Linked DNA regions of Homo sapiens: region 1 is linked to region 2. The links are chromatin loops, found by intact Hi-C in ENCODE. Cell type or tissue: heart right ventricle. All regions are shown on one strand. Region 1 overlaps LOC124904254 (a long non-coding RNA gene). Region 2 overlaps CEP192 (centrosomal protein 192).

What was found. Peaks named below come from ENCODE experiments on the same cell type or tissue, not always from the same donor. Only the 100,000 strongest peaks of a DNase experiment are listed, where the experiment ranks them.
Region 1: a loop joins it to region 2, with 4 times the contacts of the local background. A loop is called at or near these places in 36 of 110 quality-filtered maps.

What each region holds. Positions count from the first base shown.
Region 1 is chr18:13,156,009-13,164,008 of GRCh38, forward strand. It overlaps LOC124904254 (a long non-coding RNA gene), which reads right to left. Exons shown (of 2, transcript XR_007066299.1): 2 at 7,931-8,000. Among named protein-coding and RNA genes, the nearest start is that of LDLRAD4, 59 kb to the right of the region's middle. In heart right ventricle, CTCF peaks have their summits at 3,667 (motif pointing left) and 3,870; no DNase peak of the experiment used is centred here.
Region 2 is chr18:12,993,688-13,001,687 of GRCh38, forward strand. CEP192 (centrosomal protein 192) reads left to right here. Exons shown (of 45, transcript NM_032142.4): 2 at 5,734-5,901; 3 at 7,770-7,895. The coding sequence starts at 5,738. Among named protein-coding and RNA genes, the nearest start is that of CEP192, 6.3 kb to the left of the region's middle. RefSeq lists a silencer at 6,857-6,936. In heart right ventricle, no CTCF peak of the experiment used is centred here; no DNase peak of the experiment used is centred here; H3K27ac peaks cover 355 bases.

The DNA of each region.
Region 1 (8,000 bases), 160 kb after region 2:
CTCCACACCCCCACATTTCAACTTTTATTTGTCTCAATTTACATATTTTTACATTACCTATTTCTTAACAGGCTGCTATAACTATTATTGTTTTTGATATATTTGTCTTTTGGACTTCATGCTAGAGCTATGAGTGGATTGCACAGAACAATTCAAATATTAGGGTATACTGGGTTTGTCTGAGCTGAATACTTAATTTTACCTGTAGGCTTTATACCTTCAAATGTTTTTCATTTTTTATTTTTTCCTTTTAGCATTTTAGTATTTTTTTTTTCAGATTAAAGATCTATCTTTAGCATTTCTTGTAAGACAGGTGTCATGGTGAACTCTCAGTTTTGTTTGTCTGAAAAAGACTATCTCTTCTTCATATTTGAAGGATAACTTTGCTGGGTACAGTATTGTTGAATGGCAGGGGTTTTTTTTCTTTCATCACTTTGAAAATGTGGTCTCACTCTCTGTTGGCTTGTATGGTTTCCATTGAGAAGTCTGTTGTTGGACAAATTGTAGCTCCTTTATGTGTGATTTGCTTCTTTTCTCTTGCTGATTTTAGGACCTTCTCTTTGTTCTTGACCTTTCAGAGTTTGTCTTATTTGGGTCGAATCTGGTGATCTCTTACCTTCTTGTACCTGGTTATTTATATCTTTCTCAGGTTTTGGAAAGTTTTCTATTTTTCTTTTTGAATATGCTTTCTACCCCCCCTTACTCTTGTTCAACTCCCTCTTGAACACCAATAATTCTTAAGTTTGTTTTTTTGAAGTAATTTTCTATATCTTATAGGTAATCTTTGTTCCTTTTCACTCTTTTTTTCTCTTTTCTCCTCATACTATGTATTTTCAAATAGGCTGTCTTCAACCTCATCGATTCTTTCCTGTGCTTCATCCATTCTGCTGTTGAGAGCCTCTAATAACTTTTTCAGTTCAGCACATGTATTTCTCAGTTCTAAGAGTTATGTGTGATCTTTTTAATTATTTCAATCTTTTTATTAAATTTCTCAATTGCTTTTCTGTGTTATCATGAAGATCATTGAGTTTCCTTAAAACCGCAGTTTTGGGCTGAGCATGATGGCTCACACCTATAATCCCAGTGCTTTGAGGAGCTGAGATAGGAGACCTACTTGAGGCCAGGAGTTTGAGACCAGGCTGGCCAACATAGTGAGACCCCATTTTTACAAAAAACATAATTAAAAAAGAAATCAGCCAGGTATGGTGGCATATACCTGTAGTCCTAGCTACTTGAGAGGATTGTTTGAGTCCAAGAGTTTGAGGTTGCAGTGAACTAAGATCATGACACTGCATCCAAGCCTAGGCTTTGTCTCTAAAAACAAACAAACAAAAAACCCCTGCAGTTTTGGATTCTTAGAGAGCTCACATATTGCCATCTTATTAGGATCAGTCACTGGTTCCTTGCTTTTTCTATTTGGGGAGGTCATGGTTCCCTGTTCACAGTTGTTTCTTGTGGATGTAGTCTACATCTTTGCATTGAGGGATTAGTTATTTAAGTCTTCTTTGTCTGGCTTGTATTGGGTATGTTTCTGTAGAGCTTCTTTACCACTAGGTTGCCTGGCTCCTTTACAGCTGTAGGTGGTGCCTTAAATCCAGGTTCACCAAGCTGTAATAAATGATATGAATGCTGCCCTTCTTGAATGGGGGAGGCCCCAAAGAGGATATTCCAGCAGTATCGGAAGGCTGGCAAAGGGTTTATGCCCAGGAGACCTGTGAAATCAATCTTTTACATGTGGTGCTGCTGAACAGCCTCTCTGATTTGGTGTCTTCTTTAGCCAAGTTACAGAGCAGAGTTTCCAGGGCTGAGGATGGTTGTCCTGCCTGCCCATTTTGTCTCTGCCTGTCCCCAAGGATATTTCTCCCTTCTGGCACTCATAATGCTTTCCATGGGCTAAGGCAGGGTCAAATGTGCCAGAGAATCCAAGATGGTGGGGGACCTGGTTGTCCACCTTGATCGCAGTTTTTCCAGTGTAGAAACTGTGAGTTGGGGGAAAATATTTCCACGTGCTTGGTGATAGGCCGAATGAGGGGACGGGCATCACAGATGTGGAAGTCCAGTTCTCTTTCTGTCTGCTCAGAGTATCTTTATTTATCTGTGGCCCTGGGAACTATCTCATCTTCATTTTTGAGTTCTGAGATATTGCTGATGAGACTCTCAGTGCTGTATAGATATATTTTTCAGTTTTCTGGGGCAGGGGGTTGAGGGGAGTGAAACCAGCTTGCTTCTACACTGCCATTTTGAAACAGGAAGTTCTTGCCTTCAAGTCTGAAGACAATTTTACTGGCTGTAGTATTCTTGGTTGGCAGTTTTTTTCTTTTAGCACTCTAAATAGATCATTCTACTACTTTCTGGCCTATAATGTTTCTCCTTAGAAATTACTGATAGTCTCAAGGAAGCTCCCTTGTATATGACAAATCACTTTTTCTTGATGCTTTCAAAATTGTCTTTGTTTTTGACTTCTGACCTGTTTGGACCTGTTTATGTTCATCCAAGTTGGAGTCCTGTGAACTTCTTGAATTTGAATATCTGTTTCCTTCCTCAGATTTGGAAAGTTTTCAGCCATTGTTTTTCCAAATAAGCTCTCTGCCCCTTTCTCTCTCTTATCTCTGCCTGGGACTTTCATATGACATGTATTGGTTGGCTTGGTGGTGTTGTATCATTCCCTTAGGCTTTCTTTACTTTTCATCGTTCTTTTTCCTTTCATTTCTCTACTTTAATAATTTCAAAAAACCTGTCTTCAAGTTTGCTTATTCTTTTGTTGTTTGTTTGCTTGATCAAGTCTGCTGTTGAATCCCTGTAGTGAACTTTTCTTTTTCTTTCTTTCTTTCTTTTTTTTTTTTGGAGACAGTGTCTGGCTCTATCACTCAGGATGGACTGCAGTGGCATGATCTCAGCTCATTGCAGCCTCCACCTCCTGGGCTCAAACAATCCTCCCACCTCAGCTTCCCAAGTAGCTGGGACTCCAGGCACATGTCACCATGCCCAGCTAATTTTTGTATGTTTTTGGTAGAGATGGGGCTTCACCATGTTGCCCAGGCTGGTCTTGAACTCCTGACCTCAAGTGATCTGCCTGCTTTGGCCTCCCAAAGTGCTGGGATTATATGTTTGAGGCACTGTGCCCAGCCCCTGTAGTGAATTTTTCAATTCACTTATTGGATTCATCAGCTCCAGAATTTATGTTTAGTTCTCTCTCTCTCTTTTTTTTTTTTTTTTTTTTTTTTTTGCTGTTTTTATCTCTTTGTCGATAACCTCATTTTGTTCATGCATTGTTTTCCTGATTTAATTTAGTTGTTAATCTGTGTTCTCTTGTTGTACATTGAGTTTCTTTAAGAGAAATATTTGAAATTATTTTTGAGGTAATTCATAGACCTCTATTCATTTAGAGTCAGTTTCTGGAGATTTATTTTGTTCCTTTGATTCAACCATGTTTTCTTGCTTCTCCATGGGTCTTACTATTTTATGCCGTGATTTGTGCATTTGGAAAACCAGCCACCTATGGCAGTCTTTTAGGACTAACTTGATAAAGGGAAAACTTTCACCAATCATCTGGGTTGGAGATTCCAGAAGCCTCTCAAACCTTTGGGATGTGTTCTCTCTGGGCGTGTGCATGTCATTTCCCAGTTAGAGGGGTTTTCTGGTTTCTTTTTCTGGAGCTTGTAATCTCTTACTCCCTCTGGTGTCTGTACGAAGTATTGCAGGTTCTTTGGAGCTGCAAGAAGCCACTGAGCTCTTTTGTTCTCTGTGGCTCCCAGGATATCCAAAGTATATCAGCTCCATCAGTGATCCAATTCAAGTGAGACAAAAACCGTTGCCTCAGGCAGCCCCTGAAAATTAGACTGTTGGACACATGCTCCAGTCTTCTCTTTTTCCCTTGACGGAGAAGCTGTGAACGGGGTGCTTTCTGCTGATTGTGCTGCTTTGAGGAATGGCTTTTGGGGTTGAAATAAAATGGCTTTTGTTACCTTTTTCAAAGTGGCTGTTCTGGCTTTGAGTTTGCCTGGGGTGCTGCCACTTCTTAAATGGTTTCTGGAGTTCTCATGCAGACTTTTTGGACCATATATTGTTAAGTCAGTGTCTTGGGAGGAATGACACTTGAGGCGTCTTATTCCACCATGTTGGTGATGCCACTTCCTTGTGGTGACTTATATGACAGCAATAGAAAACAAATATGAGCGTCACAGGGAAGCAGTGAATAAAATTCACATGGTGAAGAGCTAGAGGACCACTGCTTCTAAGGAGTCATGTCCTTCGCAGGCCTGAGCCTCATCCCCTTCCTTCACTGTGAACAGAGAAATCGGCCAATTGCCAAACATACACTGAGTGTCTCTCTTGCATAAAGTGCTGCTGACCAGTGTTCTAGGGGTCCCAGTCTATGCGTTCTGGCGGTGGCACTCTTGTTGGGGATGCAAAGGGTCCCCAGTTGTTGCAGTCACTGGGTGAGAGGTGTCCCAATGTGGGGATGAAGGAAGGGCCTGTGGCCTGATGCAGGCAGGGGAGGCACCATCGGAGGGCAGGGCTTGAGCCAGCTGCTGGGGGACTCCAACAGTGCAGGAATGGGAGGAATATTCCAGGGCGGGATGCGAGAATAGGAAGTGATGTGTGTGTGTGGCAGGGGTGGTAAAATATACACCTCATACATTTACCATTCTAACCATTTGTTTTTTTGTCTTTTTTTGAGACGGAGTCTCGCTCTGTTGCCCAGGCTGGAGTGCAGTGGCAACATCTCGGCTCACTGCAAACTCCGCCTCCCGGGTTCATGCCATTCTCCTGCCTCAGCCTCCCGAGTAGCTGGGACTACAGGCGCCTGCCACCGCGCCTGGCTAATTTTTGTATTTTTAGTAGAGACGGGGTTTCACCATGTTAGCCAGGATGGTCTCGATCTCCTGACCTCGTGATCTGCCCGTCTCGGCCTCCCAAAGTGCTGGGATTATAGGTGTGAGCCACTGCGCCCAGCCCATTCTAACCATTTTTAAGTGTCCAGTTCAGTGGTGTGAAGTGAGATGTGTTTTTGAGTAGGAAGTGGTTTATTTTGGCAAGGGTAATCCAGGGTTGGCTCTTTCAATGGCTAAAGGACTAAAATCCTCTCAGAGAAAAAAGTAAAAGGGCTGCTTACCAGGCAGTAAATCCTTAAACAAGTGTGCATTGCTTACAGTATTGGCTAAGGAGATGATAATTTGACTTGAATAATCTTGCAAAGTGAGATGAGATCCCCACTTCCCAGATAAGGAAGCTGAAGGTCTGATTAAGTGACCTGCTCCAGTTGCACAGGAGGTGGGGGCATATCCAGTACCAGAGCCCAGGTCTCTACATCCTTCCTCTAGGCCTCTTTTCTCTCCCCCTTGATGGCTGGCCTGCCCCCTAGACCGACTGTTTCTTGGTCTGTGTACAAAAGTACCTTCCGAGGAGAATGCAGGGTGCCAGAGGTTAGCGGCAGGGAACAGCAGTGTTTGGACTCCAAGCTACGGGAGCCACGCATTCTGTCCTCAGGGTATCACCACCCCATTCTAGACACCAATGAGGACAGGGCTTAGCATGTCGAGACGAGGGGTTTGAATTTCATGTTTGTGTGCGTTCCGTTTGTTGGGAGGCACTGTCCCTTCAGTGTTGTCATTCATAGTGACACCCTCTGCATGGTGCTGGTTGCCAGAGGCAACCTGGAGCCCTGGAGTCAGCATGTCACCGTTGGCACATGGTGCATGGGGAATCACAGAGAGAGTGAGCTGCCTGCTGGCTCAAATACCCTGAGTCATAAAAAGGTCTCAAGAATAGATCTTGGGTGTCCGGGGGATGCGTGGCTGTTCTGTAAGAGCTGAGATGACCTCGAAGCCTTGTGAGCACGGGCTCCTTGGGACCCCTTTGTGGAACCATGCAGCGGGACGTGAAGTCAGCCTTTCCTTGGAGCCTGACCCTCTCAGCTCCAAGCAGCCTCCCCATGGCAGTGTACTCAGGTCTGTCTGTCCAGTCATAGTGGGAACCCTGGCTTTGAAGGGGGTGCAGAGTCCACGTGGCCCAGATCTCTCCCTAGGGAAATAATCCCCTCCCTGCCTCCCACGGGGGTCTTGGCCTTTGGCCAAATAGTCCCAGGAGTGAGAGACCCACTTTTGGAAGGCAAGCATTTTTTATGTTGGGTGATAGCTATTATCTATCATCACCATCCTCTTCTCCGCCTCCACCTCTTCCTCCCACCCCCCAGACAGCCAGCACCACCCCGTGCCTTGCAGCGCTGAAGGCTCTGCCTAAATCACACATCCCAGGAGGTGGAGGCAGTGGGGAGGGCTGAGGGTGGGACCTGGGTCCCCCACCTGTCGGGCTTTGTGCCCTGGCATCACTGCTATTTAAGCAGCTTTCTCCCACACGCAGACCCCATGCACCTGCCTGGAACCGAGGTCATCAGTTCCAGCTTGGTCCCCACAGCCACCAGGAATTGCAGGTGTTAAGAGAAGCCCAGAGAGAGTTAGGATTTCGTCCCAGCTTTGCCACTAACTGGTTGTAGGATCTCAGGCAAGTCACAGTACTTCTTAACAACTTCTTTTTTCCGGTTGCAAAATGACAGACTTAGACCAGATTTGATTTGTTTGTTTTTTAGCACAGTTGTGAGCATTTTCCATAGGTTGTGCTCTTTGCTGGATACCAAAATAAGAAGACAATCGAGGCAGGGGACTGAGCCACACACCATGGTTATAAGTTGGATGGGGTAAAAGCACAGCCACGGAGGCCGTGGGGTCACAAAGCCCCTTCCACAGCAGCAGCCTGGTGAGGGAGTTGGAAATGTCTGTGCCAAGGAAGGGGCACACCGGGTGGGAGGTGGGCACTACAAGCCCTGAGGCCTAAAAGTGTGTGAAGCCCCATGCCTTGTGGGAACGGAAGCGTCAGAGTCCAGCAGGAGAGAGGAAAGGCCGGGAGGCCACGTCAAGCTGGCTCTGTTGCCCAGACTGGAGTGCAGCAGTGTGATCACAGCTCACTGCAGCCTGGAACTCCTGGGCCCAAGCGATCCTCCTGCCTCAGCCTCCCGAGTATGAGAAAGGGTTTTTCTGAGGCAAGTGGCTGATCCGATTTGCCCCGTGGGGAAGCCGGCACTCTGGGAGTCCCAGCACAAACGGCAGACAGAGGGTCTGCAGGAGAGGAGCCCAATTCAAAGGAGCAGAAAATTGGATCGCCCAGATGTGTCCGGTGGGGAACACTGAAGGGCAAGGAGCCCCCTCAGGGTGTGGCCCATGTGCAACGACAGAGAATGCCAGGAAGGGTTCCTCCAGCCTTACCTCTTTGAAGACATTTGCTGAGCCCGCCCCACGCCTCCCCTCCCAGGGCTAAACATTGCCCCTGTCCCCGCTGTTTCCCATGCACATGTGGGCCCTCAGCCTGCTCTGGGCAGAGGGAGGGCCTTAGGGGCGTGGACACCCGTCCGAAGTTCCACCTTTGGTCCTCCATGAGGCAATTATCACGCCTGATCACACACAAGTTTTTCTCAAATATAACGCTATAAAAATCCAAACAATTTGGTCACACAATTTGTCCAATTATATCCTGATAAAAAAAGGACAGATTCTTATTGAATCTTTGCAATTAATGCCAATTAAAGCAAAGAACCTCAAGAAAAATACTTACAAATCCTAAGAGATGAGTAAGATATTAAAGAATGTTTTGTTTCAGCTTGCAAAAGCATAGTCTATTAAGCTAAAGGTTAAAGACAGATCCAGAAGAAGGAGAAAGGCTTCATCATATACTGATCACAAAGAAAACACAAAAAATAACAGTGGCGAAGCTCAGATTTCCTTCATGCATCCACTCAATCCCACTTCCAAAGGCTCTCAAACCCGGCCTATTATCACTTCTTGAATATCACACTAAATACTACAAGACCACTTCTGTCATTTTAACAGAGACAAGACCCAATTCTAGTCTGGCATTAATGTAATATTTGGCAGCAAACGATTCATATGCTTTTATTTTTTCTTACGAACAAACCCATTAAGTATGAACAAATTTTGCCCAAATTG
Region 2 (8,000 bases):
CTAGGTGGGAATCCTCTGGCCTCATTTGTGCTATGTGGACTGGAAACGTCTCTTAATTCTCTCTTTCAGCCTCAGTTTCCTCAATAATAGGGATGATGGCTACCTTACAAATTTGACATGGGGATTAGAAAAATGTATGTGAAATAATTAGCACATTACCTAATAATAGACACAGTATCAGCAAACTAGGGGTTATAGATTCTTTCTTAAAACTCGTTTTTTCAATTTGTATTTCCAGTTCTCTGTCAGGTATTGGGAATATGTGGATGAACAAGATAGACATTTCCCCAAGAAGCTGCTCTTCTAAATTTATAGGGGTTAAAGTTAAAGTAGAGTTTACCCACTGACTGAGAATGTTGTCATTCATTCGTTTCACAGATACTTACTGAGTACCTGCTGTGTGCTAGGCATTGTTCTAAGTGTTAAGGAAATAGTGATGGACAGATAGGCAAGGCCCCTGCTCTTAGGGAGAAATTATTTCATTGGAAGAAGACAGATAAATACAAGAATAAATAGTGATAAATGCTGAAGAAATTTAAATGGATGTGATTGACTGTGGCGCTGTTTGACTTAATAATAAGAGATAAACTTCTCTTAGAAGGTAACATATAAATTGAGGTGAACGTCAGGAAGGAGCTAGCTAGGCAAAGATCTGGGAGAAGAATATTCTAGACCTGTGGTAGGGGTGGGCTTTGGGGGTATTACAAGAATAGAAAATCTAGTATGTGGTGAATGAGCCTGAGAGGGTGGGAGAGAGTGACAGGCCTCATAGAGTTTTCAGGAGAGGCATGGCACTTGATTCATAGTTAATGGTCTTTTTGCTTGCTTCTTGGATAATTAATTGTAGGGTGGCAAGAATAAAAACATGGAAAAGGGTGAGGAGGCTTTTCAGTAGGGTAAGGTGGTAGTAATGGAGATAGGAAGATATAGACTATTTCAGGGTGTGTTTGGAACATAGACATGTTTTGCCCTCAGGAATGGACTACACCAGTAGATGTGTTTTGTTTGACAACAGTGTATTGAATTTAACTAGTTTTAGGTAAAGCCTGTAATTTCCAGCTGACCTCAGTCCTTATAATTCTGTTTTCTAACAATAGTTGTTCCTGAAGACATTTGAGTTGAGATCCCTAGTGTGTAAGAAGTAAATTGCATGATGCAAAGTCTGAGGTCAGAATCCTGGGTAACCCTAACATATGAGGAGCAAATAAAGGAAGAGGATGTCAGATGAGTTGTGAAAGTATGGATTATGGAGTATTCTTCTGAGATGCCTGGCCATGAAGGGAAGGTGAGAAGGTGGTGGCAGGACATGCAAATGAAAAATCAGGGCAGGTTGTTTCCTGCCTCCTCCATCCTAACATGGGAGGAATTTTTTTTTTTTTTTTTTTTTTTTTTGAGACGGAGTCTCGCTCTGTCGCCCAGGCTGGAGTACAGTGGCGCGATCTCGGCTCCCTGCAAGCTCTGCCTCCCGGATTCACGCCATTCTCCTGCCTCAGCCTCCTGAGTAGCTGGGACTACAGGCGCCCGCCACCTCGCCCGGCTAATTTTTTTTTTGTATTTTAGTAGAGACGGGGTTTCACCGTGTTAGCCAGGATGGTCTTGATCTCCTGACCTCGTGATCCGCCCGCCTCGGCCTCCCAAAGTGCTGGGATTACAGGCGTGAGCCACCACGCCCGGCCTCATGGGAGGATTTTGAACATGTTTATGGAAATCAAGAAGAGAGAATAGTTGGAAATATCAAAGAGAAGAAAATGCTGGGGCATGATCTGAGAGCAGAGTGCTTATATGATGGTGATGAATTTGCTGTATATTGACATAATTTGAAAATTTTTATTCATTCATTCACTCAAGTTTATTGAGCGTCTCGTGCCAGCACTGTTCTAGCTGGGAATGCAGTGGCAAACCAAATGGGCAAAGTTCCTGCCCTCATAGAGCTTACATTCTAATGTGGGGAGAAAAAGAGATAACAAGTGAGTTACATAGCATGCAGGTGGTGGTCAGTACTATAGAACAGAGAAAGCAGGGAAAGGAGGTTGGGAAGTGCCCTGTTCAAATCTGTAGGTTGAGGAGGCAAGGCCTGACAGCTAAGTGAACATTTGCACAAAGAACTGAAAGAAGTGAAGGTACAAAATGTGTGAATAGCTGGAGCATCAGGGGCTGGGCAGAGGTCAGAGCTAGGGTGGAGGTCCTGGAGCGGAGCTGGCTTAGCATGTTTCAGGAACAGCAGGGAGGTTAGGATGACTGGAATGGAGTGAGCAAGGGAGAAGAGTAGAGGAGACGAAGTCACAGATTATCTGGGCCCTGGTTGGCCATCTTAAAGACTGCCTTTTACTCTGAATAAGATGGGGAACCAGTGGAGGGAGGGTTTGAGCTAAGGAGTGAGGACGTTTCAGTAATGTTATAGGGTGACTTTCGTGTGTGGAGAGTAGACTAGGGGAGGCAGAGAGGAGGCCTGGAGACCAAAGGCTATTGCAGTGAGTGTCCAGGCAGGAAGTGGTGGTGGCCTGACCAAGGTCATAGCAGGGTTGGGGGGTAGGTTGGGGGGATGCAGCAAGGTCCTGGGCAGGTTGTTAATGTATAACTCTAGAGATTTGCATAGGGATTGCACGTGATGGGGTGTGAGAGGGATCTCAGAGATGACTACGGTTTTTGGCCTAAGCAGCTAGGTGTTGGAGTTGTCATTTTCGCTGGTGGGGAAGGCTGAAGGGCAGGCATTTCTTGAGGGGATGGGAATTAATTGGAATCAAGATTCAAATGTAGGTGCTTGTTAGACATCTAAGTGGAAGTGTTGTGGAGGCGGTTGAATACCTGAGGTTCGGGGAAAGGCCCAAGATGGAGGTGTACATTTTACGTGATATTTTAAGCTTTGAAATTGAAGGCAATCACCCAGAGAGGGTGAGTTGATGGAAGAAGTTGAAGATCAAGCCCTGGAGGCTTCCACTCTGTGGAGGTCTAGGAGATAAGGAGGAACTGGCCAAGGAGAAGGGAAAGCAGCAGCTTGGTGGAGTTGGAGGAGAACCAGACAGCTGTGTCTGAGAAATGAAGCCAAGAAAGTATTTCCCCAAGGAAGGAGTAATCACCTGAATGTTAGGCTACAGAAGAAGGACCGGAGGTAGATTATAGTATGCTACGGCTTGGCAACAGGGAGATCAGGGCTGATGCTGACAAGCATTTTTTTGGTGGTGTGGTGGGATGAAGGCCAGAGTGGGGTGCGTTCAGGAGAGGATGGGAGTGGAACTGGATGCCAGTCATGATTCCTCTGGAAGCCTGTGATAAAGGGAGCATGGATAGGTGTGGTGGCAGTTCAGGGGGATAATGGGGGTGTGAGGTAGAGGAAGGCTTTTTTTAAAAGGTGGGAGAAATAACAGCATGCCCAGCGTGGGAGGGCTTGCACAGACAGAAGACTCGATCATGTTATGGAAGGGGGCCGATTGGTAGAGTGGTTGTCAGTGCAGTGAGGGGTTGGGATCGAGTGCAAAGTGAAGAGGTGGGCTTCAGACAGGGGCATGGACACTTCATAAACTGTTGTGGGATAATTTAGGAATCAGACCGAGGGGTTGAGGAGGATATATTATTTAGGTGCACCGGCCCAGTCGGATTAACATCCAAAAAGTCTGAGCCCTGAACAAGTCTGAGCCCTGAACAAAGAGTTAAGTTACCTTTTAAGGATTTCGTGGGGCGGCAGGGGGGAATCTGTGCAGGAGGAAGCATATTACAGAAGCAAGAAACAAAGACAATTATTCAATTAATTGAGACATGCATTATATCATTTCTTACTTTCCAAGGAAAAAATGTGTTTTATGGCTTGAGTTTATCTGTCTAGTGACCTTGCAGCTGCACAGCTAGAGAAACAGGGTCTTCACAATGCCTGGGAAAGGAGGAGAGATAAGGCTTACTAGCCACAGAAAAACAGGCAGATAATTTTTAAAGGGCTCCAGCTCTTTCTCTTTCTCAGGGGGAATTGGGTTTTCTTACATAGAACTGAGTTTCTGCTTACACATTCTTTAATTTCTTTTAACTCCTATTCCAAAACAAGTAAGTTCTTCTTATTTTTGGGGGGGATAGAGTCTCGCTCCATCACCCAGGCTGAAGTACAGGGGCGCAATCTCGGCTCACTGCAACCTCCACCTCGCAGATTTAGGTGATTCTCCTGCCTTAGCCTCCCAAATAGCTGGGATTACAGGTGCCCGCCATGACGCCCAGCTAGTTTTTGTATTTTTAGTAGAGACGAGGTTTTACCACGTTGGCCAGGCTGGTCTTGAACTCCTGAACTCAAGTGATTCGCCTGCCTCAGCCTCCCAAAATGCTGGGATTACAGACATGAGCCATCGCACCTGGCCTCATAATCTCTTTAGTGGTCATAAAACTTCTTCTTTTTCTTTTTATATTTTATAATTAGTCCATACTGTCTAAAATCTATGCTTTAATCCAATTTGTCATTGATCCTAGTATACTCCTTTATTACTGAAGTAGCTCTTTGAATAGTCTTCCAGGTTTTTAAGTCCTCTCCCTTCCTGTATAATAGGTTGATTGTGTCAGTTCTTTGTTGGTTGCAGAGTACAGTTCAAACTTTCCAACACACCGTTTCAGACTTTTAGAATCTGGCTCCATTCTGTTATTCTAGCTTCGTTTACTGTGTTATTTTGTTCACCTGCTGCCAAAATGCATTGGAGTATTTGCTACTGCCAGCATAGACCTAGCACTTAGAGTGGATTTTCGAGTCAGACCTGGGTTTGAATCTTACTAATTGCAACCTTGGGAAAATTGAGCTAATTTAGTCTCTCAGTTTGTTTCTTCACCTGTAAAATGGGATAATACCTACATTGTAAGATTTTCTGTGGATTCAGTGAGCTAAGTTAGTAGATATGCAATAAAATTTAATTCTTTTCCTTCTTGGCTCATGTTTATCATCCTAAATAAACTCTCTCATCCCATACTCTGCCTATAAAAGTTCTTCTCAGTCTTCAAGGCGCATTGCCAATATCCTCTCATTTTTTTTAGCTTTTCCTGATTATTTATCTTTTTATCCTTCTGCCATTATTTCCTTTACTGATTTCCATGCAGTGTGTATATGATACGTACTCTGAAAAATTGTTGAGACTAGCTAACATCTTCAGAGCACCGTGGTCAGGTTCTCTAGTAATAGCATAGGTTTTGTGCTGGTGTTTTCCAGATTTAGTCATTTGGGTACCCCTTTTACCACTTTTACCTTGTCCATGTGCCAACTATACTTTAACTGAAAATTGTTCTTTGAATGGGTTCACTTTTTAATTCAGTCTTAACAACACTGAGATCCGGGCTAGATTTTTGCTGGTTGTACTTTTTCTGTTCCGTATTAGAATGAGTATGTAACTACCAAACTTTTAAATATGTCCTAAAATCATTTGTATATACCATCAGTGTTATGCCATCTTTGCTTTCTTTACTAGATAAGTTTGTAGTAATTCATTTTCCTAGCTACACCAAGCAAAGGGCAAATTAAAATGTGTTGTATTGCATTATTATGTTAATTATAAGAAGGTAAGTTTAATGTTTAAGGTTTCTATTCTCATCTATAAAGTAGCAAAGTATTCTGAGATTTATTTTACCTCAGACTATTTGCCTATTTCCCCCTTACTAATGCTAAAAAAAGGATTTTTTTCCTAAGATTTATTAGTTTTCTAAGACAATGCTTTTAATCATTTAAAAACATTTTATAGTAATATGTGACCTATAGAAATACTTTTGTTATTGCAGTGAGATGGAAGATTTTCGAGGTATAGCAGAAGAATCATTTCCAAGCTTTCTCACCAATTCATTATTTGGTAACAGTGGGATTTTGGAAAATGTCACTCTTTCTTCAAATCTTGGCTTGCCTGTTGCTGTTTCTACACTTGCTAGGGATAGATCCAGCACTGATAACAGGTAAGATTTGTTTGAGCAGATTTTTTTCCAGGTCCATAAAGCCTATAGCATGCTGATATTTATGTTCTGTTTCTCAGTCAAGCTTGAGCTTTTTGTTTTATCTATGAGGGGGATGGCCAAATATGTGAAATGAATATAGAAAAGACAGAATTTACTGTCTTTTTCCCCATTGCTTTGCCTTTTCAGTGGGTAGGTTTGGGTGGGTTTGGGATTTGAGCACCAGTTACCTATTTCGGTCTATTTTTTTTTTTTTTTTTTGTCTATAGTGTTTTGGATTTGTATTAGTTCAGTCACACTAATGGCTAGTAATGTAAAACAAGTTGTGTTAGCGAAGTTCAAAGGCAAATTAATCATAAGGTTATAGGAGTACCTCTTGACATCAAGGGGAGGAGTGCAGAGCTTTGCTGCAAGAAGGGACAGGAATTGAGATTTAGGAAGCCATCAGGACTTGGGTTTTTGTCATCCCACTCTATTTCTCTCTGTATAACTCATTGTCTTCTCTCTTTTTTTTTTTTTTTTTTTTTTTTTTTGCTAATTAAAAAAATATTTTATAGAGATAGGGTCTTGCTGTGTTAGCTAGGCTATTCTTGAACTCTTGGGCTCAAGTGATCCTCCTGCCTCAACTTCCCAAAGTGTTGGTATTACACAGGTGTGAGCTACCATACCTGGCCTCTGCTCTTTTTTAATACACTGGTTTTATTTGCTTTTCTGTTCATTTTACAGAATATGGCAACACAGATTCTCAAAAGACATCTATGAATTACATTTCTAGCTACACAAGGAGACTACTGAACTGTCTCTTGATATCTCATGAGTTTCTGGTCCATCTTAGGTTAGGTGTCTGTTCCAAATACAGTCACCTGTGACTAGAGTTTTGGGTCATTGGATCTATTTAGAGGTATGACAGAGCCTCACTTTTTAATTCATTTCAGCCAGGTTTACTCTTTACTGGACTTGTATGGCTGTCTTTCTCTTTCTCTTCCAGCTTTCAATCTGTCCTAGGTTTCTGAGGTAACTTGGCTCTTGTCATTCTAGTAACTTTCAGCTCCTGAAGTCAAGTTTCTCTTTCTTAGAAACTCAACCAGGCTGGGCGTGGTGGCTCATGCCTGTAATCCCAGCACTTTGGGAGGCCAAGGCGGGCAGATCACCTGAGTTCAGGAGTTCGAGACCAGCCTGGCCAACATGGCAAAACCCTGTTTACTAAAAATACAAACATTAGCCAGGCGTGATGGCGCACGCCTCTAATCCCAGCTACTCGGGAGGCTGAGACAGGAGAATCGCTTGAACCCGGAAGGCAGAGATTGCAGTGACCTGAGATTGGGCCACTGCACTCCAGCCTGGACGACAGAGGGAGACTCTGTCTCAAGAAAAACCCCCAAAACTCAACCAGCTTTTATTTTCTTTACTTTTAAAATTTCTGTTTTATTACCAGATTGATGTTTGGTTAAATACACCTTGTTTTGTATCTTCAACTGGATTGTGTATAGTTTACACATCCATTACATGTAGGGTCTTGCATAATATATAAAGTTTGCCTATGCTTAAACTGGCCACTTTCTTGTCTTTTCTCAACCTAAACATTTAGTGAGGAGCACCATCTTGACCTTTGGGCTGAAGGGGTTGTATTAACACTCTCAGCTCTTTTAGCTTTAAGATTTTTGTGACTGTATTGTTGAATACAGATAAACTCCCTATTGCCAAGCCACAGGTTTCCGTGCTTTGCACAGAGGATGATGGTTTGAAATACAGGGGCCCTATTTGTTTTTACCCCGGTGGTTGGTTTTACTGTCACGCAGCCCTATGTCATGATGACATTTAAATATGTGTAATTTAATTCTTAACAATTAAAACAAATTTTTTTTGTATAGGTATCCTGATATCCAGGCATCTTACTTAGTAGAAGGGAGATTTTCAGTTCCATCCGGGTCATCTCCCGGAAGCCAGAGTGATGCTGAACCAAGAGAGAGGTTACAGCTTAGCTTCCAGGATGATGAGTAAGTTCATACCTTCATTTGCTTGTACTGTGTTAAAAGTGGGTCTTACGCAGTCTTGTGGAAAATGACAATGTGATTGTGTATGTAATTAATTCTGATTAATTC